Linked DNA regions of Homo sapiens: regions 1, 2 and 3 are each linked to region 4. Evidence: chromatin loops called from intact Hi-C (ENCODE). Cell type or tissue: natural killer cell. All regions are shown on one strand. Links, peaks and the distances in the headings refer to the core of each region. The heading gives the core; the rest is flanking DNA. Region 1 holds the start of TEX55 (testis expressed 55). Region 2 has its middle 61 kb from the start of IGSF11-AS1. Region 3 overlaps B4GALT4-AS1 (B4GALT4 antisense RNA 1). Region 4 overlaps ARHGAP31 (Rho GTPase activating protein 31).

What was found. Peaks named below come from ENCODE experiments on the same cell type or tissue, not always from the same donor. Only the 100,000 strongest peaks of a DNase experiment are listed, where the experiment ranks them.
Region 1: it touches region 4 in a loop (4-fold over the local background); 14 of 110 quality-filtered maps call a loop at or near these places.
Region 2: a loop joins it to region 4, with 11 times the contacts of the local background. A loop is called at or near these places in 12 of 110 quality-filtered maps.
Region 3: a loop joins it to region 4, with 16 times the contacts of the local background. A loop is called at or near these places in 50 of 110 quality-filtered maps.

Annotation. Positions count from the first base shown.
Region 1 is chr3:119,142,475-119,149,996 of GRCh38, forward strand. It overlaps TEX55 (testis expressed 55), which reads left to right and starts at 3,691. Exons shown (of 3, transcript NM_152539.3): 1 at 3,691-5,113; 2 at 5,706-5,849. The coding sequence starts at 3,716. It also overlaps a transcript of IGSF11 not described here. RefSeq lists a silencer at 2,948-3,242. In natural killer cell, for the core only: a CTCF peak has its summit at 3,105 (motif pointing right); a DNase peak (open chromatin) is centred at 3,107.
Region 2 is chr3:118,878,705-118,886,226 of GRCh38, forward strand. No RefSeq gene overlaps it. Among named protein-coding and RNA genes, the nearest start is that of IGSF11-AS1, 61 kb to the right of the region's middle. In natural killer cell, for the core only: CTCF peaks have their summits at 3,829 (motif pointing right) and 4,031; a DNase peak (open chromatin) is centred at 3,847.
Region 3 is chr3:119,272,138-119,279,659 of GRCh38, forward strand. All of the region lies in intron 3 of B4GALT4-AS1 (B4GALT4 antisense RNA 1), which reads left to right. Among named protein-coding and RNA genes, the nearest start is that of ARHGAP31, 18 kb to the right of the region's middle. RefSeq lists an enhancer at 2,907-3,076. In natural killer cell, for the core only: CTCF peaks have their summits at 3,098 and 3,301; a DNase peak (open chromatin) is centred at 2,964.
Region 4 is chr3:119,349,029-119,356,550 of GRCh38, forward strand. All of the region lies in intron 1 of ARHGAP31 (Rho GTPase activating protein 31), which reads left to right. Among named protein-coding and RNA genes, the nearest start is that of ARHGAP31-AS1, 30 kb to the left of the region's middle. RefSeq lists enhancers at 194-1,018, 2,540-3,237, 3,035-3,084. In natural killer cell, for the core only: no CTCF peak of the experiment used is centred there; DNase peaks (open chromatin) are centred at 3,313 and 4,413; H3K27ac peaks cover 359 bases.

The DNA.
Region 1 (7,522 bases), core at 1,175-6,174, 210 kb before region 4:
ACCAAAACTTTAAATCAACTGTCTTAAAAATGTTCAAAGAGCTAGGGGAAGATAGGTCAATTGAAATTCTTCAGCCTGAAGAAAAGGAAGAAGAATGAAGAAAAATTTATAGAGCCTCAGAGACCTATAAGACACCCTTAAGTGTACCACTTATGCATGGTGGGAGCTCCAGAAAAAGAGGAGAGAGAGAAAGGGAAAGAAAAAATATTTAAAGAAGTAATGGCTGAAAATGTTACAAATTTGATAAAAGAAATGATTGTACACATTCAGGAAGCTCAACAAACTCCAAAAGAATAACATAAAAGATCCACACTGATACATGACAATAAAACTTTCAAAAGAGAAAGACATTTTGAAAGAGAAAATATTGAAAGGAGCAAAAAAGAAGTGATTCCTCACATATTAAGATACTGAAGGTGAACAGTCAATTTCTCAGCAGAATTCATGGAAGTGAGAAAGCAGTAAGACAACATATTTACAGTTGAAAAAAATACCATCAACCAGAAATTCTACATTCAGCAAAACTACCTTTCAGAAATAAAGAAGAAATTAAGACATTCCCAGATAAACAAATCCTAAGTTCATCTATAGTAGGCCTGCCATACAAGAAATTCTAAAAGGATATCCTCAAGTAGAAATGAAAGATATAGTAACTTGAAGCCATATGAAGAAATAAAAAAATACTGGTTTTGGTATCTATATAGGTGATTTAATAGCCAGCATTGTATTTTTGGTTTGAACCTCTTTTTATGTATGATTTAAATGATGGATGTACAAAATAATTATAATAAATCTATGTTAATAGGTACACACTGTATAAAGATGCTATTTGTGACAACAATAACACACAAAAAAGTAGAGACAGACATGTATTATATAACAGCAGGGTTTTGTATACCATTGAAGCTAGGATGGTTTTAATTCAAAATAGGTTGTTATAAGTTTAGGAGGCCAATTGTAATCTCTAAGTAACCACTAAGACAATAACTAAAAATATATATACAGAAAAGGAATGAGAAAGGAATCAACATGATACACTATAAAAAAAATCAACTAAACACAAAGGATGGTAGTAATGGAAGAACTGAGGAACAGAAAACATGTAAAAATAAATAGCAAAATGACAGAAGTCCTTCCATAGCAGTAATTACTTTAAATGTAGATGGATTAAACTTTCCAATAAAAAGACAAAGATTGGCAAAATAGATTTTTTTAAATGTGATCCAACTATATAGTGTAAGATTCTTTTTAGTTTCAAGGACATTAATAAGTTGAAAATACAACTAGGGAAAAAGATATGCCATGCAAATAATAACCAAAAGAGAGCTGGAGCTGCTATACTATTATCAGACAAAATAGACTTTAAGTCAAAAAATGTTATGAGGGACGAAGAAGTGCATTATATATTGATAAAAGCGTCAATTAAACAAGAAGACTTTATTTCTTCTTGTTTATAATATTTATTTATAGAAAATAATTATTTGTAGAAAACAACAAGCTCAAATTATATGAAGCAAACATTGACAGATTTGAAGGGAAAAAGAAACAGTTCTACAATAATAGTTGGAGATTTTAATACCCCACTTTTTTTGTGTGAAATAGGGTGTCACTCTGTGGCCCAGGCTGCAGTGCAGTGGCACAATCATGGCTCAGACAGCCTCAACCTCCTGGTCTCAAGCAATCCTCCCACCTCAGCCCACCAGTAGCTGGGACCACAGGTGCACACCACCACACCCGGCTGATTTTTTGTGTTTCTCACTTTGAATAATGAGTAGAACCCTAGACAGAAGGCCAGTAAGAAAATATAGGACTTGAACAACACTATTGACCAATTAGACCTAACGCATATGAAGAACATTCCACCCAACAAAAGCAAATACACATTCTTTCCATGGAATATTCTCCAGGATAAACCATATGGTAGGCCACAAAACAAGCCTTAATATATTTTAAAAGATTGAAACCATACAATGTATCTTCTCTGAACACAGCAGAATGAAGCTAGAAATCAATAAGAGAAGGAAAACTGGAAAATTCATACATATTTGGAAACTAGACAACATACTTTTAAACAACCAATGTGTCAAAGAAAAAAAAATCACAGAAAATGAGAAAATATCTTCAGATGAATGAAAACATAACACCAAACACTTGAGAGATGCAGCAAAAGCATCAGCTCAGAGGGAAATTTGTAACTATAAAACAGCTACATTTAAAAAAAAGATCTCAAATTGATAAATCATCATTTTGTAAAATATATACATACCTATAGATATAGACACATAGATTTGCATGGGGGTATTTCCAGAAGGATAAACATCAAAATGTCAATACAGGTTATCTCTTGAGTGTTTGGGAATTTTTTTCTTTACGCTTTCTTTTTTATATTTCTATGATTATTACATTTAAGTTATAAAATGGAAAAATAAATCTCCAAAACCAATAGCACTTTGAAGCTACAAGCCATAGCCCAAGACCTATTTTACTCTAAACACAGTATCCAATGGTGTCATGCATTTTTAAATAAATAAGGTAGATAATTCATAAAGTGACATTCAACAAGCACTTCTTGAGCACCTATTATGTTCTAGGCACTGTTACATAAATGACTTTACTTCAGTGTGCTTAGATTCCCCTTTCCATTCCTAAGTATGGTGTCAAGTGTATCCACTCTCCTTTGTCACAAGTATTTGAATTTGGATTTTAAGTCTCATTTCTAATTGTTTAATGCAGTTAAATCCCTACTAAAGGAATATCTGGCATCACACTACCAACCCTTGGCCTGCCTCAGTGATTTCAGGCTTTGCAAGGTCAAAGTAATTTGTCTCATCAATCACCACCTCTGTACTGGCCTACTCCTGAAAGTAGACAGCCTACTGACTCTGAGGTGCATTCTTAAGGTTGATTGCAAAGTGGGAGGACCAAATCTCAAAAACTGGGCCCCACTGGCCAACACTATCAAATACAAATTCTCCACTTGCTAAATATTCCTTCTGGTATCTTTCTCCCACTTTCCTTACTCCCTTCCTTTCTGGAACTCTGATTTGGCCTCCTTCTAACTCGCCTCTCTGCTGTAAGACCACTAGATGGTGCAGTTTTAGAACCCATTCTCACTGGATCTTCTCTCCTCTCTCTGGCTCTCCCGCCACAGATCACATGTCTAATCCAGCAAGAAAACACCTTGGGGCAGGAGTTTCCACTGCCAAGACAGCTATACCCAAAGGGGATGGCAATAGCAACAACCTCTGTTCAGTTTTGTGGTCCTCGTGCAGCTGGTTGTGTGTTCATCTGTTGACATTTGGAGGTGCGGTGGGGGATGTTAATCAGAGGAGCAGTACCTGAGAGAGGGCCTCTTTCTCACACACTGCGGAGAACCTCTGTGAACAAGGAAGAGGGTAACACTCTAGGTGGCGATGCACGGAGCCCCGTGGCCTGGTTGCTCGGCAGGGTGAGGAGAAGCTGTAACTGCCAGAGCCTGAGAATCGCCCCTTCTCAGGACATGGCGTACTCCCTGCGCTCGCCTGCACACTGCAGGGTCAGCTGACTGCCGTCCCTCCACTTACAACAGCGGGACGGCCACTCTCCCTGACGCACGCAGTGACCCGAACAAAGCCCGTGGGAATCATGGGGCGTTCCTGGAGGGTCGCCTAGACGACCCAGCCCAACCCCACCCACAGTGCCTGGCAACCTAGACCAGTCAGGGACGCGGCAGGAAATGGAAGAGCCTCCGCAAGAGGCTCTGGCTGAACCCTTGAAACATGAAAGCCCAGCCGCTCCCTCAAGTGCTGGCCACACTAAGGGCCAGGAAGAAGACGACCAGAAGAACCAGGCCGAAAGGAAGGCAGATAACCACACTGCTCACAGAATAGCTGACCAGACTGCCCTAAGAGTGCCTAGCCAGGCTGAATCCAGCATATTTAGCCAAGCTACCAACGGAGTAGCTGAACAAAATGGGCATAGTACACCTGGTCAGGCTGGCCGCAGAGCATCCAACCCTGCTGATGTTTCTGACCTTAGAGCAGATGATCAGGTTAATCAAACACCGTCTGAACAGACTAAAGGCAAGGCATCTAGCCAAGCTAATAATGTACAGCATGAACAGAGTGATGGTCAGGTGTCTGGCCTGACGGAGGAAAGAACTGCTGAACAGACTGAACGAAGATTACCTACCCAGGCTGAGAGAAGAACTTCTGGGCAGATTGATGGTAGACTGGCTATGCCATCTGACCAGAGAGGTTCCAGACAGACCGACCACAGAATGGCAGGCCAGTCTGAGAGAAGAGCTTCCGAGCAGATGGACCGCAGAATGTCTGGCGAGGCTGAGCGAAGAACTTCTGAGCAGATTACACACAGATTATCCAAACTATCTGAGAGAAGACCTTCTGTGCAGATTGACAGTGGGTCATCCGTCCCATCTGACCAAAGTCCTTCTGTACAGATTGACAGTGGATCGTCCGTACCATCTGACCAAAGACCTTCCGTACAGATTGACCGCAGAATGTCAGGGAAAGTTAGGAGAAGAAGTTCTGAGAAGACTGACTACAGATTGGCTGGCCTGGCTGACCCAGGAACTTCTGAGCAGACTGACCTCAGATTGTATGGCCTCGTTGACCACAAAACATCTGTAAAGACTCACCACCAAGTGTACGGCCAAGCCACTGAACTAGCTGAACACCAGGCTATTGACCAAGCTCATAGTAATGCTGATCAACCTCCAGTTGACAATGCTCACTACACTGAATCTGACCAGACTGACCACTTAGCAGACAGACAAGCTAATCATAAAGACCAGCTGTCTTACTATGAAACACGTGGCCAGTCTGAAGACAGAATATTTCCCCAGTTAGGCAACAGCAAAGAGGACAAAGAGGCTGACTACAGAGTACAACCCTGCAAATTTGAGGATAGCCAAGTAGACCTCAATTCCAAGCCTTCAGTTGAAATGGAAACTCAGAATGCAACCACTATCCCACCCTACAACCCAGTTGATGCCAGATTCACCAGTAACTTCCAAGCAAAAGACCAAGCTCTTTTCCCAAGACTCCCCTCCATCTCATCCAAATTGAACTATACCAGCAGTCAAGAAAAAACTCAAGCCATAGTAACCAAATCTGTAAGTTAAATGGGCATTTGATACCTACCTGGGAGATCAGAGATCTAGACGGGGCCTGGAGAGTAAAAATAGGGGTACAACGGAAGGGCACATGTTGCATCAAGGATAAAGAATAAACCCACATGTTGTGGTATGTGTGACCCATAATTTCAGGAAGGGCAAGAGAAGGATGGGAAATAAAAGAGAATTATTGCCTTCTCTACTACCCAAAGGCCATTCAGGAAGGATTAATAAACCAGGATTCAGGAAACCTGCATTTTAAGTCCTAGTTCTGCAACTAACTCTGTGATATTAAGTCATTTTCCCTCTCTGGGCTTCTACCAGGAGAAGGGAATTTGGAGTTGATTAGACATCCCTGTGAAGGAAAAAGTACTTGAAGTTGATTGGCAATGCCTAAGGTACCTCCCAGGACATGAGGTGCATTATATTGCACCTGGAGACCTGGAGGATTATCCAAGTCTCTCTTAAAAATGTGTATTTTCTCCAACTCCTTGTGTTAAGATCTCATCAACATCAGGTTTCACTGATAATGACAATTCCTAGGCCCTTCAGGTTTACTAAGGACTTTTTGGTGGGGGGATTTAAATTTCAGGATGAATTTTCAGAAATTGACCAAGGAAAGGGTTATCATATACGCAATCAAACTTATAGAAGGTTCCCTTCTATAGTTTATGAAGATCCTTACCAAGTTTCACTCCAATACATGGAAAAACACCACATTCTGCAAATATTCCAGGTAAACCTCTCAATTCCTCTCTTTAATTATAAGTTTTTCAAGAGGTACAAGAAAGAGTGTATTCTGTAAAAAGGGATATATTCTAATTGAGAAGACAATAAGTGCATTAAGATGTAGTTACCATAAGTAGTAAATGATAAACACCAAATAGATGATACCATCATATGAAGCCATTCAGAGGGATTAGAGATCAGGTAGGTTGGTTGATAGGGAAAAACTTGGCCAAGGGTTAAATAGCCAGTCTAGGAAGGAAGGACAAAATATTATCAATTGAAAAGAAGAGAAAAAGGCAATCCAGGCAGAAGTATTATACCATCACGTGTTGCTTAATAACAAGGATATCTTCTGAGAGTTCTGAAACATGCATCATTAGGCAATTTTGTCACTGTGTAAACATCAGTGTACTTACACAAATCTAGATGATATAGCCTACCACACACTTAGGCTATATGGCATAGCCTATTGCTCCTAGGCCACAAACCTGTATTGTACATTATTATAATGAATACTGTAGGCAATTGTAACACAATGGGAAGTATTTGTGTATCTAAACATAGAAAACATACAGTACAATTACCATATGAGAGATAAAAATGGTACACCTCTATGGAGTACTTAACTATGTATGGAGCTTTCAGGCCTGGAAGTTGCTCTGAGCGAGTCAGTGAGTGGTGAGTCAGTGTAAAGGCCTTGGATGTTACTGTACAATACTGTAGACTTTAGAAACATTATACAGTTAGGCTACACTAAATTTTTTAACATATTTTTCTTCAAAACCAAATTAACCTTAGCTTACTGTAGCTTTTTTACTTTATAAATTTTTAATTTTTTTTAATCTGACTTTTGTAATAATGCTTAGCTTAAAATACACATAGTACAGCTATACAAAAATGTTTTTCTTTACATTCTTATTCTGTAACCGTGGTTCTATTTTTAAATTTTTTTTACTTTTATTTTTCTACTTTTTAAACATTTTTGATAAAAACTAAGACACAAATACACACATTAGCCTATGCCTACAGGATCAGGATCATCAATATCACTGTCTTCCACCTTCACAACTTGTCCCACTGGAAGGTCTTCAGAGGCAATAACATGCATGGAGCTGTCATCTCCTGTGATAACAATGCCTTCTGGAATACCCCCTGAAAAACCTCCCTGCTGTTCTACAGTTAACTTTTTTAAATAGGTAGACAGAGTACATTCTAAATAAATCACATAGCAAGTACATAAACCAGCAGCATAGTCATTTATTTTCAAGTAGGATGTACTATACATAACTTCGTGTGCTATATTTTTATACAACTGGTAGCAAAGTAGGTTTGTTTACACCAGCTTCACCACAGACACATGAGTAATGCTTTGCACTATGGCATTATGACAGCTATGACGTCACTAGACAATAGGAATTTTTCAACTCCATTAAAATCTTGAAACACATCACTATATGGAACACGACTATACTTTCAAAAGATGACCAATCTCGTGACCATCTAAGAAGGCACATTCTCTAGAGGGGAAAAGATATACTTTAAAATTGCTTCTAATTCTTCAAATTACAAATCTCATTGACCTCAGAATGTGGTGCTGGAACTTGTGGTTAGAAAGGTGTAAAATAAGAATGGCTTACCTCAAATGAAAACCTTTAAACTGAAAATTTTTGAATGCAAAGA
Region 2 (7,522 bases), core at 814-5,813, 470 kb before region 4:
CACCATGTTGGCCAGGCTGGTCTCGAACTCCTGACCTCAGGTGATCCTCCTGCCTTGGCCTTCCAAAGTGCTGAGATTACATGCGTGAGCCACCACACCCAGCCAATTTTTGTATAATTTATAGAGATGAGGTTTCACCATGTTGCCCAGGCTGATCCTGAACTCCTGGGCTCAAGCCATCCTCCCACTTCAGCCACCCAAAGTGCTGGGCATACAGGTGTGAGCCACTGTGCCCAGCCAAAATACATTTAATTTTCAAGTTTCTCACATCTCTCTTGGCAATTATGGAATATAGGCTGTTCTGGTGATGGTATCAGGTAAAGAAGAGCATTATTTCTTTTTTAATGTTACACATCAGGGGTTAGCAAACTATAGCCTGTGTGCTGAATCCAGCCAGTTCCCTGTTTTTGTAAATAGAGTTTTATTGGGACATAGCTATGTTCAATCATTTACATATTGTTTATGGGTACTTTTATGCTACAATGTTAGAAATGAGTAGTTGCAACAGAAACTGGTCCACAAAGCCTAAACTATTTTTCACCTGATCCTTTACAAAAAAGGTATGCCAACTCCTACCCTAAAGTAAAAAAGGATTTGAACTTTGTAAAATTCTGTGACAGTTTAGTTCGGTGTGCAGGTCCTGATGAATTGCTTCTCCTGCAATATAAGTAAGCAACAAAAAGTCAGTTGAGTCTCTGGGGTTGCTGCGATTGTAGGGTAAAGGCAGAACCATCTGGCTGGCCGAATCTCAGGAGACAAGTGTCTTCAGAGGCACCACCCACAATTTCAGAGACCCAGGACTGGTTGCCAGTCTCATAAGCAGTTGTGGCATGTGGAGTGTGACCTAAAGGCATGTTAACCTTGAAACTCTGAACACTGTGATAGCCAACTTAACAACCACTAAAACTAATTGTCATAAACCTTGCAAAGAAATAACCTTCTCCCCAAAGTGTTGGGCTTTCAACTCTATCTCAGACAACAGCAACAGCAAATGGGACTTTCAGAAGGCGAGAACTCTGGGAAGCAGACAGCCCAGGAAAGAGGAGCCCAGCTGCTTCTCTGAGCTCGCTGACCACTAAGGCAGAAAGGCCATTTCTACTTTTCACATTTGGGCAGGACAGCTCCTCTGAAATGCCCAGTACTGATTCCCTTACTTTTCTCTCATGGAAATCTCTAAACTCCTGTTTCTTCCACCTGCTGGTCAGCTGTGCAGTGGCTCTTAGCTACTTGGATGCAAACCCTCCAGAGTAGAGTGGATTACTCTGGTCATTCTGCTACTGAACGGGTTTTGCTTACATTCTAGCTCATGCATCTGCATGTGAGGGAGGGAAGAGACAAGCCTTAGGGGTGTCCACGAGTTACTTTGTTGTGGATATGCTGCACTTCTGAAAATTTCCTGCTGCGTCTTCTCCTATCATTGCCTCTGATAAAGTAGCTATGTATATCCACTAAAGGTGGCTACCGGCCAGGGGACCCCAAACTCTGTGAAATTCATCTGGATGTGCCTGCTTTCTAAATGGATTAGGCATAACCTTCAAGGTGTTTGAACCTAAATGGCAACTTGATTATTTTCACTAGTTCTCAGCCCCTTTGTTGCCTCTCCTCTTCCAATTGCAAAAAGGCCCAGCCTCTTTTGAGTGTGAGCTGCCAGTCACCATCTGCTTCTCTTCTTCTACCAACTGTATCTGATATGTAATCACACTAATTATAATTCTGCTCCATTACGTTCCTCGCAGGTTTGAGGAGAGGCTGGTTTTTGGGTGCATTTGGAACTAACCACTTCTCACCATGAGAGGGTCCTCCAGCTGGTTTTATGCCAACTTTGCTGCATGACGAGTGAATGCAGAGGAACTCCCAGTCCCAAAAGTAGATCCCAGTATTCGGTTCAATGCTGTCTATATCTCAGGGGCAAGGAACAAGAGCCACAGTTCCCCCCACACCATGACAGGGAAAACACCACCTAGCATTAGGGACTTTAACAACGCTAAACCAGAAGGTCAGGTAATGAAGACTCTCTGCTACGGAAAGTACCTCAGGCTCATTAGCCTATCTATGTGGGGCTCATCTGTGTGTGCTGGGGGGGGCATGGCTGTGGTCGGGGGCATGGTTGACTCTTTCTCTCTCTCCTACTCCCCTTGGCCAATCCTCACTTGTCTATCGGCCCCCATCACTTGTAAGGTAAACAAACAGCAAGTGATGGGGGCTGATAGACAGGTGAGGATTGAAGCGGACTGGGAGACAAAAGGATAGTGGTGCAGAGGATTACCTCTCACAAGCCTGAGAAAGGTATGAATAATTTTAAAAACAAAACCAAGCCTCTGCCAGTGAAAATGCTAAGAGCCCCACTCTGCCAGAGCTCCTCCCTTTCCATGATAGAGCTCTATGAGTGGGTCACTGTGCTGGAGAGTCACTACAAGTTCATCTTTATGGTAATGGAGAAAATTCCACCTCTGATCCCCCCAGGACTGAAGTTACCCTGTTCTTCCTATCACTATTGCATGGCAGATGATGAGAAGACCTGACAACCTCCGAAGGAGCAGACCTCGTCCCCCCAGCCACCTGCTCCAGCCCCTTGCTACCTCCTTGTCATATCCCTCCATCCCTTGGTGTTTTGCTGCTCTTTCCCGTGCCTGCCACACTGTGGAGGTGGGAGAGGCTTTCTTATCACCAAGGTTCCAATGTTCTAACATGGTCCTGGTATGGAATAAATTGTGCATCCCCTGCCTCAATTCATATGTTGAAGCCCTAACCGAAATGTGACTGTATTTGGAGACAGGCCCTTTAAGGAGGTAATTAAGGTTAAATGAAGTTTTAAGGGTGAGCCCCTAATCGGATGGGACTCGTGTCCCTATAAGAGGAGGAAGAGACCCTGGAGATCACTCTCCTTCCATGTGCATACAGAAGGAAGGCCATGAGACGGCACAGGAGAAGGCAGCCACATGCAAGTCAGAAAGAGAGGCCTCCCCAGAAACCAATCCTGCTGCCACTTTGGTATTGGACTTCCAGCCTCCAGAACTGTGAGAAAATTAATTTCTGTTGTTTAAGCCACCAAGTCCATAGCAGATTGTTATGGCAGCTGGAGCTGACAAATATGGTCTGACACAGGAGGGACATGCTTTGTCACTGGCTTCTAGTGTACCCTTCCATTGGTAACCTCCATCTTCAGTCTCTTACAGTGCCTTCCACAGGAAGTTGAGAGACAGCCCTTTGGCACTAAGCCTCAGGAGCTATGAGAGGGAACATCAAGTTGTATTTGAAACCATCCACCCTGCCCTGCCTGCCTAGCTTTGTCCAGAGTCTGAGCTGTAAGTTCCCTAAGTCCAATTCACGATTTCCCTCAGCTGGCCCATCTATTCTATCACCACCCAAAAAGGACCCCAGCCCTTCTCTTGACCCTCTAGAAATCTTTCTTGGGAAGACAACACTGGCCTCTGCGGAACACTCACTCTGCAGTGACTGCTTTTTTCATTTAAAGGTCTCTTTTCCTGTGTGTCTCTGTGCTTCTCACAGCATCTTTCCTTGTCTCTTTCTTTTGAAAATATCCTTTTGTTATTCTTTCTCTGTCTCACTCTTGAGGTCTGTCCTCATCTCTTACTCCTAATGATTCCCTTTCTATTTCTTTCTTCTCTTTCACCCTTAACATTGAAGTATGTTATTTTTAACTTATTGAATATGGCTTGTTCTCTAATACTAATTTGATAAGTAAATGAGTCCAAAATATATGCCTCCTCTTGCATAACAACAAATAAGCAAACAGAGATAAAATTAACATAGCTTCTCTAATCCTTGACTCCACTTTTCCTGGGTTCCTCTGCTCAGCACTACTAACCAACATTTGTTGGTGCCACAAGGGGGCAGTGTGATCAAGCAGATTATTTAACCCAAGCAGCTATAAGAGAAGTCAGAGGAGGCAGGGAAAGGTAGAGGCAGAAATCAAGAAATTGCCTGCTTCTGTCACTGGGGAAGGGCCATGGCAGGCAAAGAGCATGGAGAATGATTCCACTGGCTTTCTGACTCATCAGTTTTTATATCTGTGAAATGAGATTATACCCAACTAGAGGAACTTAAAGTTCATCCTGGCGCAAAAGTCTTTTGATTGGAAATCAAAAGGCAGGGGAGGGTGGTGAGGTCAAGGATGACTGAATCTTTCAGTACGGTTGAGCACAGGGACCTGGAGGCTTGCTTATGCACATATTGATTGTGTGGTAATGGAATGGATAAAGAGAAAGATCTAGCCGGTATCTGGAAATTTGTGCCTAGAACTCAGAAGAAAAATGAGGAAAAGAAATGTGATTTGGGAGGTCACAAAAGCCACTTACATGGAGAGCCAAATGTTCTGCGATCTCCACCTGATGACTTAGGCAAGACTCTGCTTCCCAGTCCTGTGTCTTCCTAACTTCCCAAGCTGGGACCCAATATGGGCCTGTCCTAACTCTGTCATTTGCAAGTGACAAAAACTCAAGTCAAATTAGAATTAGTGAAAAAGGCGATTGGCTTTTGTCTCTGAAGCACTAGCCAATATAGTGTGAGACACATACATAATTTTAAAAGTGCTTACCAGTAGACACACTTTGGAAAGCTGAAAGGTCAAGGTAAAATTAATTCTAGGAATGTATTTTTTAAATTCAGTATATCCAAAATTATTCTACTTTGAATATGTAATCAGAATGTTAAAATTATTGAGACATTTGAAAATTTGTGTACAAAATCTTCAAAATGTGGTATGCATTTTACATTTCCAGCCATCTCAACTTGGCCTAGCTATATTTTATGTGCTCAATAGCCACATGTGCCAATGACAATCATATTAAACAGTGCAGATCTAAAGCTAGACCCTTGACATAGGGCTGGATCCAGGAACTTAAATAAATAGTATGGTGTGTGCTAAGTTTTGCATTTCTTTGCATGTTGGGCTCATCCTCTCCAAAAAGATACTTTGGGGAAGATGGCCCACATGTAGTTGCAGCTTATGTTGTGCTTACACCTCACAGTCACAGAAGAAAAGACAATGCAATTTCAATAGCTTTGATTGGTCCTGATGATGTCACATGATCCTCCATGAATCAATCACTGAGGCCAGGGGAATGGAACCAACTCTAACCAACATTGTTTTCAATAGCTCAGGCAAACAAAGCTCTGATTGCCCAGGCCTGGCCACATGCTCCTCTCTGGACCTGAGGGTAGAATGAAGAGGCTGTTCAGCCCCACCCGAGCCACACAGAATGAAGGAAGATGGGTCTCCAAAAGAAGGGATGTGGCACACATCACATACATCCATTTAACTGCCACTTGTAGATTTAAACAGCCCAGAAACCCTGGATTCCATGCAATCCCAAGGCAAGGGAGATTAGGAAGGTACTAATAGCTGTCCATCCAGTCACACCTTGATGACCAGTTCTTTTTCTACTTACACCATAATCATAGTATCACAGGAGTGGAATTCCACTGGATTCCCACTTCTGAATCTGCAAGTCCATTTAGCCAGCTTCTCAATGCTTGTGGCCAGATCCCGGATTCCTCTGAGGGTCTAACCTGTTCCTCCATCAGGCCCCTTGGAGCTTAGATTTAATTTTAACCACATGCCCTGTGCTTTTTCCCTTGTAGAGCTCACATTTGCTCTGAAGCTCAGATTTAGTAATCTTAGGCTCAGCTCCTTCATTCAACTATAGTTGCCTTTGAGAGGCAACCTCAGTCCTCATGGTGCTTTCCTGACACTAAACTCTGATAATTTACATAGCAATAAAAAATTACACAGAGATTGTATAGTATAAATAACAACAACATAAGACTATGGAGCCATATTGAAGCTGGGATTCAAATCCCAGCTCTGCCACTTAGTGTCTCTGTGATGTTGTGCCAATTAACCTTCCTATGCTTTTTTTTTTTTTTTTTGTCTTCAACATATGGATAAAAGACAACTTACTTACCAGGCTTGTGGTGTAAGTTAGATCTATAAATATATGCAAAATGCAAACCACTTTATGCACAGAATTTACAGAGCTTTTACATACACAATATTTAATCCACATAACAATCCAGTTGTGTAGGCAAGGTAGGGTTTAGTTAGAGAGCTAGAGAGTGGCACACAGCTGGCAATGTGATGATTCCAATCCAGTGCACCACCCAGTCGGCCCACTGCCTCCTCCACCACCTGGGGGCAGCACAGGGCACAGTGTGAGCACTCAAGTATAATTCATAACTGGCTTTCCGTTTACAGAAGCACATCAATTAAAGAAGAATGAGTATTCCATGGCACAGTGAAACTGATTTTCATGTGGGGCTTGTAGGATCTGTCATTACTAATTCATCACGCTTCAAATATTCAACCCAAATGTTGAATTTTTAAGGGTTGCAGTTTCATAGAATTTGCAGTAAGTGTCACCCTACAGCTACTGAACAATCAATGCCCCAGATCTAAAAGTAACAAGAAAGTGAAAAAGTGTAATGCACATCCTATAACATCACCTACATTTTAACCTAGATAAAACAACACAAAGCAAAAAGAAAAAAACAAAAAACATTGCACCATTTCATGTTACATTGCAGATGACTGTTTTTGCGGCATATTTCTTCCCACTGCATCCCCTTGACTCCCTATTTGTCAGGAAGTGTCTTTGGGACATGGTTATGTGCTAATTGCTGGAGACTGGCAGACTGTTAAAGTAGAATTTTCAAAAGCGTTACTTGTTCTGTTGTTTTGATATCCCCCAAGTCCTATGACTATCCCTCAGAGTTGGATCTTCTTGATGCAAAGCTGCCCCTAACAGCACACTGTCCTCTCCCTACCTTCTTTGCTCCTTCCCGGATCAACAGTCATGATGAACTTGGTTGCCCTTATAGCTGGACAAGCGTGTTTTAGGACTATTTAAAAACATGGGGGATAACAGTAACCTTGTATTTGTTTTACTCCTTGTACTTTTCAAAGAAATTTTTTTAAATATCTGTAATCTCACTTGAAATTTATAACTACCTTGTATAATGAGTAGGGCAGATATTGTACTCATTTCAGAAAAGTGGAACTAGTCTAGAGAGGTTAAGTCAATTGACTAAGATTGCACAGCTGGTCAGCTGAAGGAAGTACTGTATTTCCCAAATCCAATCCCAGAACACATTCTGCTATTGTTAAAGAGGAACCAGGGTCTAATATGCATATTAGCATAACTTAGGTGTGTTCCATACTAAGTAGATTTTGACTGAAAGAGAATAATCAGCTTCAACAGTCTCAATAGCCGCAAAATCATAATCTCCCATTTATCTACAGTGTAGGATGGTAAAGAATAGAACTTTCTGGTTAGAGTGCCACACATATATCTATGATTTGATACTGCTAGAGTGGCTATCCTAATCTTGATCTATGTTAGGATTTCTAGAATGTAAGTTTATTTGAGGGGACAGAATTTGGTTTGCTTCCACATCTTCAGCACCTGGAACAGTCCCAGGCACATAGTAAGTGCTTAATTTGTAGTTTTAAATATTTAAAAATCTTAAATATTTGTTGAAAAAATAAAATCCGGAGAAAAGC
Region 3 (7,522 bases), core at 1,174-6,173, 77 kb before region 4:
GAAACAGAAACTTCCTTACACCTTACCCTTCCTTACACCTCATACAAAAATTAACTCAAGATGGATTAAAGACTTAAACAGAAAACCAAAAATTATAAAAACCCTAGAAGAAAACCTAGGCAATACCATTCAGGTCATAGGCATGGGCAAAGACTTTATGACTAAAACACCAAAAGCAATTGCAACAAAAGCCAAAATTGACAAATGGGATCTAATCAAACTAAAGAACTTCTGTACAGCAAAAGAAACCATCATCAGAGTGAACAGGCAACCTACAGAATGGGAAAAAAATTTTGCAAGCTACCCATCTCATAAAGGGCTAATATCCAGAATCTAAAAGGGACTTAAACAAATTTACAAGAAGAAAACAACCCCATCAAAAAGTGGGCAAAGGATATGAACAGACTCTTCTCAAAAGAAGACATTTACGTGGCCAACAAACGTGAAAAACAGCTCATCATCACTGGTCATTAGAGAAATGCAAATCAAAACCACAATGAGATACCGTCTCACACCAGTTAGAATGGTGATTATTAAAAAGTCAGGAAACAACAGATGCTGGCAAGGCTGTGGAGAAATAGGAATGCTTTTACACTGTTAGTGGGAGTGTAAATTAGTTCAGCCATTGTGGAAGACAGTGTGGCGATTCCTCAAGGATATAGAACCAGAAATACCATTTGACCCAGCAATCCCATTACTGGGTATATACCAAAGGATTATAAATCATTCTACTACAAAGACACATGCACATGTATGTTTATTGCAGCATATTTACAATAGCAAAGACTTGGAACCAACCCAAATGCCCATCAATGATAGACTGGATAAAAAAAATGTGGCACATATACACATATACATGTGTATATGTATGTGGCACATGTACCTGGAATACTATGTGGCACATATACATGGAATACTATGCAGCCATAAAAAAGGATGAGTTCATGTCCTTTGCAGGGACATGGATGAAGCTGGAAACCATCATTTTCAGCAAACTAACACAGGAACAGAAAACCATGTTCCCACTCATAAGTGGGAGCTGAACAATAAGAACACATGGACACAGGGAGGGGAACATCACACACCAGGGCCCATCGAGGGGTGGGGGACTAGGGGAGGGAGAGCATTAGGACAAATACCTAATGCATGCGGGGCTTAAAACCTAGATGACCAGATGATAGGTGCAGCAACCACCATGGCACATGTCTACCTATGTAACAAACCTGCACATTCTGCACTTGTATCCCAGAACTTAAAGTAAAATTTAAAAAATATATAATAATAAAAATTCTTATTGGGGAAAAAAGAATTAAAAACAAACTCTTTAGAAGCTAGTTACCTTTGGGTGGTGAGACATGGGGGTGAAAGGGAGGTTTGGAGAATAAAGCAGGAAACGTTTTTCTTTTTCCATTTAATGCCATTCTATACTTTTGAATTTTTTAACCAAGTACATGTATTACTGTTAAAATAGACATTCCTTATACAATTTCATCATTTTGGTTTTGTTTAATTTTAGGTTTAAGGCACATGAGGAAAGTATAATGTATCTATTTTTAAAGTTTTATGGTCTGAACATTTATGTTTTCCAGATAAAGCTAAGCCACTTCATAGCCTGTCTCTGCATGGTACTATTTTCCAAAGAAACACTAACCCATATCCAAAAATAACAGAAAGGCAATTTAAATTTTTACTTCAGTGCCATGAAAGCATCAAAGGGGGATTCCATTTATAATACATAACAAAACCTCTTAAAATCTTCTTGCCCAACCTCTCAATATCTCACACCATATGGTAGCTGCTTCTAAAACTCTCTCCCCCCATCTTCAAACCTTTACAGAATGCATCCCACACTGTCTCTAGTTTCCTCTACTCCCCACTTCTCTCCCTTCTCTTTCTGGGCCTATTGTCTTCTAAGTCTCGGTCCTTTCAAATATAAATCAAGCTGTCCCTGATGTTCATTTTATCCCTTATCACAAGGATGCTTCTTCTTAGTCTGGGAAAACTAGCATTATTGTTTGTTTGTTTTTGTTGGAGACAGAGTCTCACTCTGTCACCCAGGCTGGAGTGCAGTGGTGCAGTCTTGCTTCACTGCAACCTCTGCCTCCCCGGTTCAAGCAATTCTCGTGCCTCAGCCTCCTGAGTAGCTGGGACTACAGGTGTGTGCCACCACTCCCGGATAATTTTTTGTATTTTAATAGAGATGGGGTTTCACCATGTTGCCCAGGCTGGTCTCGAACTCCTAAGCTCAGGCAATCTGCCTGCCTCAGCCTCCAAAGTGCTAGGATTACAGGTATCAGCCACCATGCTAGGCCAGCATCATTGTATTATTACTTCTAAAGAAAAACCAAATTCTTATTTCTAAAAAATCTACTACAGTCAAAGATTTGAGACATAGCCTGCTAGAATATAGTTGTAAAACTACGAGTTTCTCTCCTCTAAGCATCTTAGAAATAGGGACTGGGTTTTATTCATCTTTGCATTCACTGGGCCTACAAAGTGCTTTACACACCAAGTGCACACAAAACTATTAAAGCTGTAATTTGGAATATAGCTTTTATGAGAGAAGTCATAGGGAGAAGAGGAAGGAAGCTAATTTTTACCGAGTATCTGCTATGGAGCAGTCACTGTGCCTTTCTAGTGGTGAAGTATCTCTCTCTCTTTTTTCTAGATTAGTAATTGCCACAGGGGAGCAAGAAAGGCAGATGTGAAGTACACAAAGTTTGAAGAGACCCTCCATGTGATGCTGGTATTCCCACATCATAAAACATCCTCATACCTCCCACATGTAAACTAAGTCACTTTTACAAATGCGGATGTGTCCAAAGTACCATCCTGACCTTTAAGTGCTGGGGATGAGGTAGAAAGATTAGGAACTACTGATGGAAACTCTGAGAGTGTGTGTGTGTGTGTGTGTGTGTGTGTGTGTGTGTGTGTGTGATGCATGTGTATTTAAAACACATACACATTCAAAAATGCCCACTAGATGGCAAACCCACATCTCAAATGTTAACCATTACTGGAGTGACCCTTCTGGAAGGCTAGGGCACTTTAATAATTCAAGCCAATTCGTAAAAGGCCAAGATTTTGTATACAGTTTAAGGGGCATGCAAATTAGCTTTGTGATGATGGTCTTACAAATCATTTCTAGGAATAGAGGCTAAACTTATAACTCCACCATTTCCAGAACCTAATCTGATTTATTTTCCACGCAAAATACAGTATGAATGCAGGTAAATTAAATTTCCTTACTATACCATCTGATTTCATATCTAGGTTTCATAACTTTGTGGGAGTAAAGCCAGTGATGGGGATAGGGTGTGAGCCTAAGTAGTCCCATTCTGGAAGTTCGGCATTTTATCCAGGATGCATTTCAACCTTCCGCTAACGTGAGAGGGAAGGCACCAAGGAAGAATGCGTAGCTTTCCGCCCTCCTCCCCAGCCTCCTACATTGCTGCCAGATGTAGTTGAGCCTGCACTGCTCAAAATTCTCCAGTGGCTCCCCACTAAAGGATCAACTCTATCAATGGTATCACACACACAGTCCCACCTTATGGACAAGCCGGTATATCACCAATCTCTCTCACACCCAACCGCATTGATTTGCTTTCCAGTCCCTGAGCAAGTCCTGATCTCACACGCCTCTGTGACTCTAGAAATGCTATTCTTGCTGTCCTGAAAACCCTCTCCCCTATTATCTGCAGGAGCAACTACTCACTCTTCAAGTCTCCACAAGGGTCACTTTCTCTAAGAGGCCCTCTGACTCTGCCAGCCAATCAGGTACTCCAACTTCAATATACCCATCATACCATTTGTTGCACAGTGCATCTCTCTCTTGCCACAAAAACGAGGGCTTCATGAGGGCCTGGATGGTGTCTTTCCAACTTTGTGTCCTCAGCACCGAATCCAAGGCCTAGCATACAGACAATGCTTAGTAAATTATTGACTGGCTGGCCAAATAAATGTATAAATGTTGTATGTAAACAGACTTTGCACATTTCCTTAAAAATTTCAGTGCTCAGCTCCCAGAATGTAGCAGGGAGATAGCTCCTTCACTGAGTCCCTTGCAGAGGCATAGGTGGGGATGGAGGATCAGGGAGCCAGAGCCAGAGAAGCCAGCTCAGGGAGGCTACAGGGCTGATAGAGTGGCTCCACAGAGCTTCCTGTCTCTGGTGCTACAAGAACAGTCTTTGAAAACATGAAAGCATGTGGGAAGGAGCCCCGCAACCTCCCACCTCCCAGCAACCTCTATAGTCAGGTGAATCCTTGGCTGTTTCCGAAACTATCCTCCTTTACCTCCACTGGAGCTCCTTGCTGAAACCAGCATTTGTATAAAATTGCTTAATCTCAGTGCCAGCTAGAGATACAGGTATTTACTGGGGGCTCCACCAAGAAAGACTTCTGAGGTTTGACTGCTACCAATTCGATCATTAAAGTAATAGATTACATTGCAGGACTGGGGGCTAGTTCTGTTCCTTAATTATGTTGGCTGTATTCATCTGCTAGGGCTGCCAGTGTCACAAACCAGGTGGTTTAAACAATAGAAATTTATCATCTCACATTTCTGGAGGCTAGAAGTCTGAGATCAAAGTGCCAGCAGGGTTGGTTCCTTTTGAGGGCTATGAGAGAGAATCTGTTCCATGTCTCTTCCCTAGCTTCTGGTGGCTTGCTGGCAACGTCTGACACTCCTTGGCTTGAGGCGTCGCTCCAATCTCTGCCTTCATCTTCACATCTTCACATGTCATTCTCCCTGTGTAAGTAGACAGGGAGGATGTCCACATTTCCCATTTTATAATGACACCGGCCATACTGGATTCGTGACTCACCCTACTCCAGTTTGACTGCATATTAACTAATTAGTAGTACCCATCCTATTTCCAAATAAGGTCATATTCTGAGGTACTAGGGGTTAGGACTTTAACATTTGAAATTGGTGGCACACAGTTCAACTCAAAACATTAGCCATGTTTTCTAAAGCGAAAATCAGAACACATCTTTTGGCACATGGTTTGACTATAGGGCAGAATGTTTGAAATCAGGACTATCTGAGCAATGTGGGTGTATGGGGGAATCCTTTTCAAGAGTAAATCTAGGCAAGTTAATATTATAGAAAATTTTTTAAAACATCCAGGTGGATACCCAATTGAAAAAGTTCTGCTAAATACCTGGCCGGGTACAGTGGCTCATGCTGGTAATCCCAAGACTTTGGGAGGCCAGGACGGGCAGATCACTTGAGGTCAGGAGTTGAGGCCAGTCTGGCCAACATGGTGAAACCCCGTCTCTACTACAAATATAAAAATTAGCCAGGTATGGTGGCACAGGCCTGTGGCCCCAGCTACTTGGGAGGCTGAGGCACGAAAATTGCTTGAACCTGTGAGGTGGACGCTGCAGTGAGTCGAGATCGTGCCACTGCACTCCAGACTGGGTGACAGAGACAGACCCTGTCTCAAAAAAAATTTTTAAATAAGGAAAAGTTCTGCTAAATACCTAGAATTAGAACAGAAACCTGTGGCTGCTTTAAATAATCAGGTTCCACAAAATCAAATTAATGTGAGTTATGCAGATATAGAAATAGATATAGATATATACATACCTACATGCATACATATGCATCTTACTTTGAGAAAGCACATAAGTAAATGAGATCTGTGTGTATTTGACTAGCTTCTTTTAAGATCAAAATGGAGATTAAAATACTTGTGTATTGAAGGTTGAAAAAAGAAGAATATTCTCTGAAATAAATGTTAAGATTCAAGTGTGATTTTGATTACAAAGTGGAACCCCTTCTCCCCACTTCTACCCACCCCCCCACCACAAGCTTGGAAACATATATCCAAAAGGTAGAATGAAAAACAACAGGCCTATATTATCCAACTTACAAATGTTCACAACTTTAGGGGAGCGAATATATATCGAGGGTAATTTGTATGTTTGACCTGTTATAACTCTTGTCTCCAAACTAACTTCTGCATACTGTATTCCCGAGATGGGAATGAAAACAGGTCCTGGGATACCAGAGATGTAAGAAAAGTGTGAGCCACAATCAAAACCATTTCCCAAATAGCCCACAAAAAGCAATGTGCCCTCCGTGTTAGAAAACTGTTTTATGGCCGGATGCGGTGGCTCGGGCATGTAATCCCAGCACTTTGGGAAGCCAAGGCGGGTGGATCACCTGAGGTCAGGAGTTCGAGACCAGCCTGGCCAACATGGTGAAACCCTGCCTGTATTAAAAATACAAAAATTAGCCGGGGGCAGTGGCACGCACCTGTAGTCCCAGCTACTCGGGAGGCTGAAGCAGGAGAATCGCTTGAACCTGGGAGGCGGAGGTTGCAGTGAGCCGAGATCTCACCACTGCACTCCAGCCTGTGTGACAGAGCAAGACTCCGTCAAAAAAAAGAAAGAGAAAAAGAAAGAAAGAAAGAAGGAAGGAAGGAAGGAGAAAGAGAAAGAAAGAGAAAGAAAGAAAGAAAGAAAGAAAGAAAGAAAGAAAGAAAGAAAGAGAAAGAAAGAAAGAAAGAAAGAGAAAGAAAGAAAGAAAGAGAAAGAAAGAAAAACTGTTTTACAAGAAACAGTCTTGCCCTTTCTGAAAAATTTTCCAGGTTCTAAGCACTTATGTGTAAAGGAAATCATCTCAAACTATGTTGGAACTGGGAATGGTAAAAATAAATTAATGACAATAAAATAAACTTAAAGTCTTATAAATATATTTAACATGGGACAAGGGATCAGGATAAGGAAATGTGAAAAAGACATGAATAAACTGGATAATGATGGAGGAAATGGAAGAATCGCTCAGTGAGAAGACAATAAAAATCACTCTCATTTATGTATCAAGCTTCTACCTCGGTATAAACAAAGTGCTAGGCATTTTCATTATCTTATTTAATCCTCACAACAGTCTAACAAGGTAGATATTATCACTCCAATTTAACAGATGGGAAAACTGTGGCTCAGAGGAGTTAAGTCATGTGTCCAACCACTGGGCAAATCAGTGGCAGAGTCAGGCATGGAGCCCAGGTTGGCCTGAGTCCACAGTCTGTGTGCCCAGAGCTGGGGAGGAGCCTCTGGGGACACGAATGTTTACAAGAACCTTTACAGCACCTCCATCTCATGGACAGGACTGAGTAGGAAAACCAGGCCTGTAGGGAGGGCTGAAATGGAAGGGGAAGAGCGTACAGAGGCAGATTACTAGGCATCAAGGCCTAACAACAACTGTGTATTGGGGAAAACAATTTTGTTCAAGAGGGCTATTTATAGGGATGTTTTTCCTCAGTACTCCCTTCCCCCATCTCCTCCCTTTTGTGTTAAGAGGCGCCTGGCAGATTGGTAAAGGGTTACAGGCAGTGGACAGGAAACCATGGAACACAATGAACGGGGCGGGACAGATCCCCACCCACCTAAGAAAATCGCTGGCTCCAGTATTCAGAGACCCTGGGGGGAGACAGACTGAGCTCAGGGTTCTGCTCCTTCCCTGGTTCAGCTAGAAAGAGGCAACGTTCCCAAAGGGGTGCGAAACAGAGCAAGA
Region 4 (7,522 bases), core at 1,362-6,361:
AAAGCTTGAATATCATCACCCCTTGCTGTTTTAACAAACCACAAATTGCTACTATTTTTTGCCTGATTTTATATAAGGAATAATATATTATCTATAAAGGTAAAAGTGTAGTCTCTCTGCAGAAAGCATATCTTTTTGTTGGGATCTGTCAGAGATATGGAGAGAAAATTGAGGAAGAGGCCAATGTGAGTCTCTAAAATACTTTACATCTTATCCCTCAAGTATGTTCCCTGGAGCAAAACAGAAGCTCATAGAAATTCAGATATCTTGATTTGCACCATAAAATAGTGTCCAGAAACCTAGACACTGCAGCAGAGCTTGGTGTCCCATTTTTGGTGAGTTATTCTATTTGAGGTTACAGTAAAAGCCCTAGGGAGGACTTCTCTGGGCTGGGTTCTGAAGAACGCAGGAGAGAAGCATCTCCTGGGGACAATTTACATCCTGGACGGAGAATGCAAAGGCAGAAGGGGTGTTCTGAAGAGAACTGTGAGGAGTTTACCTGATTAGAGAGGGTGATGTTGGGGGAGGGGTCACGAAGAACTTAGCATTCCTTGCTATAGACAAACAATTAGATCTGTGTTTTCAAAAGCTCATTGGAGCAGCTGGCAGGCAGCTGGATTGAAGAGATTCCTGGAGTCCTGATAACAATGGGCTGTCCCTCCTCCCTGACCTCTTCAATTGCCCCATGAGCCGCTCCCAAATTTAACAAACTATTTAAAGAAGATCTCCAAGTGTAGTCCTGAGAATTTGCAGGGGAATCTCCTGGAGTCTGCACTCTTCTTAAGCTCCTGGGAGGCCCTTTTGCTCAGAAATATATGAGAACCTCCAGGAGAATGCTTTCTGGGCAGGCTTCCCTGCTTCCATTTCCACTATTGAGAATGGTCATCTATTCAAGCCCTGAGTCTTGTGGTAAATTTTCTTTACATAGATGGATAATCTTAAAGCATGAACACCAAAGAGATTTCAGTGCTAATAGAAGGGGATGAGATTTGGTGATTTTTTTTCTTTTGCTCATCTTTATTTTTAACTTGCACTACTTGTAGAATAAGAAAACTGTTAACTAAAATAAATGTAATGAGCACTCTGCATTTGCAAACACTGAACAAGCTCATGGAAGAAATGAATTGCCTGAAAAGGGTTACAAACTGCAGGGAAGTGCCGTTGTTTTCAGCAGGAAAGAGAGGCCTGGTAACAACAGGAAGCGCTGGGAGGCCTCAGTACCAAGGCTTCCAAGCAAAGCGGTTCTGGAAACAATGGCTGCCTGTGGCTCGGGAATATTGGGCAGGAAATGAAAGGATGCTGGTGTGGGGGCTGGGGCACAGCGAGGAACTGATAAGCTTTACCTGGCTGTTCTTCACATAGTCGTAGCTGGCCCAAGATGACGTCATTTTTTATAAATGTTCCCCATCTCCCGTCAGTAAAATTGATTTTAGAAAAATACAAAAACGAGAAGCCCCCATAGTGCCGTAGGTCTGGAAACCATTAGGAAGCTCTACAGCCTGGGAAACCAGAGGGTACAATAAGCAAAAGGGATTTCTCACTCTTAGGGCATGGTGAGATCAGTGCAGAGAGGACCTTCAGATGAACTAGGCGTCTTTTAGAGCTAAGTCCCTGGAGGATTCCAGCCCCCGTAAAAATAAAAATAGCCTTGGGGTTAAGGGGAGTCTAGCCATAGCAAAGGAGATATGTATAAACCTCTTGAGATTGAAGTTTATATTTTATTTAACAGAAATTTCCGTTTATATGGGTGGAGTGAGCTGGGGAACCATTAACAGTACAAATGAGAAACAAAAACAAAACAAACAAACAAAAAATTACCCTAATGTTTTGTCCTGAAAGACCTAGCTGTAAACCAGAGCTGGTAGGAGTCAGGACCTGAACACTGGCAGATAGAAACCGAATCTGCCTTCTTAATTTCCAGCCCAGCCTCTCCTCCCAGTGTCATCCAAGAAGCTGACAGATCCTAGAAGGAGGTTAGACCTGGAAGAAACACAAGGATCCAGAAATCATTTGGATCCAGAACTTGTTTCTAGCACAGATGAAAGTCTGAGGCTGGCAGTGGCTGATTTGCTGGAGGACATACAACTGGTTCATGTTGCTGTAACTGTTGGGTACCCCAGCACCTACTGCCTGGAAGATACCTAGGGGAATTCAAAGAAGAGGAAAGTTACTCTCCTAAAAGGTCAAGAATCTCATACGTGTAGATTAGGGCAAGAATCCATGTTTCTTAATTTGTTATCTAAGTCGTTCTCTCTCATCAAGTTGCACTTAGTTGTGAAGTCAGTCTCTACCTTCTGCTGCTTTCTGGTCTTCCTCATTCTTGGTCTGTGACTTGGTTTCCCTAGTGTGGAGGTTATGCTTATAAAATGTACTGGAAAGTGCATGAATTTTGGATTCAAACAGACTTATAACTGCACCCCAGTTTGCCACTAGCTGTTTGAGCTTGGACAAGTTGTCTAACCATACAGAATGTTAGCTTCCCATCTGAAAATAGGAGTAGTAATGCCTACATCTCAGAGTTTTAAGAATTAAATGAAATAATGATGGTTAATTCATCCCCATAAGCACCCATGAGGTATGCAAGAAAAAAAAAGAGAGGTGGCCTGGACACACTCAGAGTAGAAAAAAATTTACATTGTCCTCATTCTTAAGATGATCAGTGTTAGTGAAGCATACAGTTCAAGAAACAAGTTTGCTTCTCTCTCATTAATCTGCTCAGTTCACGACCTTCTCCCCTGGGGCTCACTCTCAGGCACATGCGGCCGTTCTCTGTATCCATTAGCACTTAAGAGCCTCCACCAGTGGTATCCCAAGGAGCAGGTGGCAAGAAAGCTGCTCATCCAGTAAATAAAACTTTGATCAGGTGATTCCACTGATGTGTGCTTTATGCAGTTAAACTGAGGATTTAAATGATTTTAAATGAGTTGTTGTTGCCTAGGAATGTGCTGGGGATTGACTGAGATCTTTCTGTCCTCCATCAGCAGCCCCATGGAGTGAGTGATGTCTCCCCCTACAAATCTCCTAATAACAAAGCTTTCTCCACAGACAGTAGAAAGGATGAACCACATAAGCCTTTATCAATTACACAAAGCACAGCAGCTTCATCAATGGGACAAAACCCTTCTGTACAGTTTCTATGTACAAGATGAATAGGGCCAGCTCTAAGACCAAGGTCACATGGGGATGTCTTGCAGGTTTGTTTTCTATGTTCACAGCATTTGAATCTTTTTCTCTACTCAGCACCACCCTTCCTCAGCCACAACCACTCCCACCCCAAACACACACACCCAGAGGCACCCTGTGGGAGTCCCTCTTAAGCTCTCCCCACTGGCTCATTCGCTACTGATGACTTGTGGACCCAGACACTTTCATCACTCTCAACCAGTCTTTTATGTGTGAGTCAGATAGGCTCTTACCTTTCCTAAAGAAATTTCAGGCAACAGCTAGAGAAGAGTGAGTCCTCTCACTTCCCCTTTCGTTGACGAACCACGAGAGGTTGTCCCTTCTGACCCTAAAGGGACTCCTTATTTTTTTCTTTTTGTGGCAAGTCTTTTCTTCTAGATTACCTCCCCTCCCTCTTCCCACACACACACACACACAAAAGCCTATTTCTTTGAAGGGAAGAACTTCAGGGTTGGCCCTGATGAGGAAGCTGAAGGTCTAGTCCCAAAGCTGCCAGTATTGGACATTATTCTACAGGCAATGGGAAGCTATTGATTGTTTTGGTGTAGGGGAGCTTTATCATCAAGGTAGTGTTTTAGAAAGATTTATCTGGAAGTAGAGATCAAGATAGAATGCAATCTTCCCAGACAGTCAGTAAAAATGCCCCCAAGTTCCCTAATGTTTCTCTTCCACTGGACTGGTCTAGTCAGCATTCCTGGAATTCACCACATTATTTCTTGCCTTTCACCTTGTTTATACTATTCTCTGTTTCCTGCCCCAAAAGAAAGTGTATGACATTTACTAAGTACTTATTATATGCTAGGCACTTAGATGAGCGGTCTGCATGTATTGTAATGTATATTGCGTCACGTCAATTACATCATATGATAGCATCTCACATCATATCAAATCATTCCTCTGCACCAGTGTCAGAGTTCTTATTGCAGCACCTTGACTGGTTGTTTATCCACTTAGCTCACAACACTGTGAGCCCCTGAGCATGAGGGTCCTGTCTCAGCACTCCCCAACGTGGTCCCTCTCAAGACAGCTGGCTCTCTAAAAACGCACACAATTTCCTGTTCTTGTTCAACATCTAAAAGCTCTGCCTGACTTCCCCACCAGCTGTAATCTTTTTAAAAGAACTTTTGTTACAATTTTTGTGCCTGTCTAGGGCCCTTAGCATATTTTGTTTGATATGTTCATACTGGCCAAGTGACGTAATACCTCTGAGCTTCAGTTTCTTCATTTACAAAACAGAGATAAATACCTCCCTCATAAGGTGACTGTGAGGATTGCACTGGGTACAAATAATGGATAAGAAGTGTATAGCTAGGCTGGGCACGGTGGCTCACGCCTGTAAGCCCAGCACTTTGGGAGGCCAAGGCGGGTGGATCACGAGATCAGGAGTTCAAGACCAGCCTGGCCAAGATGGTGAAACCCTGTCTCTACTAAAAATACATGGTGGTATGGGCCTGTAATCCCAGCTGCTCCAGAGGCTGAGGCAGAGAATTGCTTAAACCTGGAAGGACGGAGGTTGCAGTGAGCCAAGATTGCACCACTGCACTCCAGCCTGGGTGACAGAGCAAGACTCCATCTCAAAAAAAAAAAAAAAAAAAAAAGTGTGTAGCTCAGGGACCACTGCATACTAGTTTCACAATAATTACCCATTCCCTTCTTGGCTTCTTGAAGGCAAAGATCTTATTACCTTTTGTTCCTCTAGATGGGCCCTCAGTGCATCTGCTTTGGTAGAAGGAGAATCGCTGTCATTGGGAAAGAGACAGCATTGACAGCAGAGACCTGAGGGCCCCGGCAGGGATAAGTCACAGAGTGGACCAGAGGAGGACCTGGACACCTCTGCAGGAAAGTGCTGGTTTGGCTTGGCATCTGAGAGCCTAAAAATGAGGAGGGCAGGGACCCCCACCCGGGGAACCGGGCTCCAGGCTGCCTTGCTCAGCAGGATAGCAGAGCTAGTCCTCAGCCATCCCAGGCCAGCAGGTTGGGCAAATATTTCTGCTTCACAAGGGGTAATAACCTCAACAGGGTCACTGGAAAGGACTTCAGCAAACATTTAGAACTTGGGTCACTGATTTCAGAAGCCCCTCCATCTTCCTAAATGAAACTTGTTTTGTAAAATCCCATTTCTTTCTTTTAAAAAAAATGCTTTTACTATATCCCCTTCACAGAAAATTTAGAAAAGCAAAATTAAAAATAGAGAAAAGCAAAAATCATTGATTTTCTACCACTTAGCAGTAACTACTATTAACATTTCAGTGTGTGTGTGTGGTTTGTGTGTGTGTGTGTGTGTGTGTGTGTGTGGTTTTTATGTGTGTGTGTGAGGCAGAGTTTCGCCCTTGTTGCCCAGGCTAAAGTGCAGTGGTGCCATCTCAGCTCACTGCAACCTCCGCCTGCCTCCTGGGTTCAAGTGATTCTCCTGCCTCAGCCTCCCGAGTAGCTGGTATTACAGGCACCCGCCACCATGCCGGGCTAATTTTTTTTTTTTTTTTTTTTGTATTTTTTAGCAGAGATGGAGTTTCACCATGTTGGTCAGGCTGGTCTTGAACTCCTGACCTCAGGTGATCCACCTGCCATTGTGTGTCATTTTTTATTATTTAATATACTGGGGAAGAGGTAGTTTTTAAAGAGACATTCTGTACTCTATATTTATATATAATTTTAATTTTTCAAACTTTTTTGCTATTTTTTTTTCAAAAGGAACTTAAAAATAGATATTAACCATGAGCTGTTGAACACTTAAAGATCAGACCTGTAGTGGTAGGATTTCAGGCATTTTGGCAGTCAACGGCAAGGAGCCAATCCACTCTCCTCAAATCACACCTCCAAAGTTGCCACTATAGGACCTGCCTTCCTGTTGGGGAGTGTTTGAACCATGGTAGGTGTAGCTTGGGGCTTTTTCTATTCTTCATCACTTGTGGTATCACAGAAAAAGCATGGGCTTTGGCAGCACACACACCTGGGTTTGGATCCCAACTCTGGCACTTCCTAGCTCCAGGCCATTGGGCAATTTATCTATTCTCTCTGAGAATCAACTTTCCTATTTTCAAAATGGAGATCATTTTGTCTGTTTCATGGGTTGTCTACAGTTATAGAATGGAGAATGCTATAAAACAAACAAACAAATAAAAACCCACCTAAAGCCATGCTTGACACTTAGTAACTATTTTCTTTGAGGAATCCAGATAGCAAAGGAGCCCAGAAAATCCATCTGGAGAAAAATGACCAAGCTCCTGTTCAGGAAAACATTTTGAGTGCTTCTGTTTTCTTTTTTTTTTTTTTAATTTCTTTTTTTTTATTATACTTTAAGTTTTAGGGTACATGTGCACAACGTGCAGGTTTGTTACATAGGTATACATGTGCCATGTTGGTGTGCTGCACTCATTAACTCGTCATTTGCATTAGGTATATCTCTAATGCTATCCCTCCCCTATCCCCCCATCTCACGACAGGCCCCGGTGTGTGATGTTCCCCACCCTGTGTCCAAGTGTTCTCATTGTTCAATTCCGACCTATGAATGAGAACATGTGGTGTTTGGTTTTCTGTCTTTGCGATAGTTTGCTCAGAATGATGGTTTCCAGCTTCATCCATGTCCCTACAAAGGACATGAACTCATCCTTTTTTATGGCTGCATAGTATTCCATGGTGTATATGTGCCACATTTTCTTAATCCAGTCTATCACTGATGGACATTTGGATTGGTTCCAAGTCTTTGCTATTGTGAATAGAGAGTACTTCTGTTTTCAAGGCTATTCTAGATGAATAAGACACGGGACTGTCCTCATTGTCCCCAAGGAGCTCACAACTTAGTAATGGAGATGAATCAGAAACAAGCAACACCTCACACTTGGTGCTAGACACAGAGTAGGCTTGCAGTAAATATCTGCAGGATTAAATTTATTCGACAATTTTCTTCAGAAAAGGTAATATATTCCTATAGTTCAAAATTCAAAAGTACAAAAGAATATACAGTGAGAAGTCTCTCTCTTACTCAAAGGGCTAGCCCCAGCTTCCAGTTTCTTTCCTGTAGACAACTAAAATTATTGCTTTCTTATGTATTCTTCCATAGATATTGAATGCATATATAAATAGATGTGCATATTTAATCTTTCATTCTCTCTTAACAACAACAACAAAAAAAACCATGGCTGGGCACGGTGGCTCACACCTATAATCCCAGCACTTTGGGAGGCCGAGGCAGGTAGATCACCTGAGGTCGGGAGTTCAAGACCAGCCTGGCCAACATAGTGAAACCCAGTCTCCACTAAAAATACAAAAATTAGCCAGGTGTGGTGGCACACACCTGTAATCCCAGCTACTCAGGAGGCTAAGGCAGGAGAATCACTTG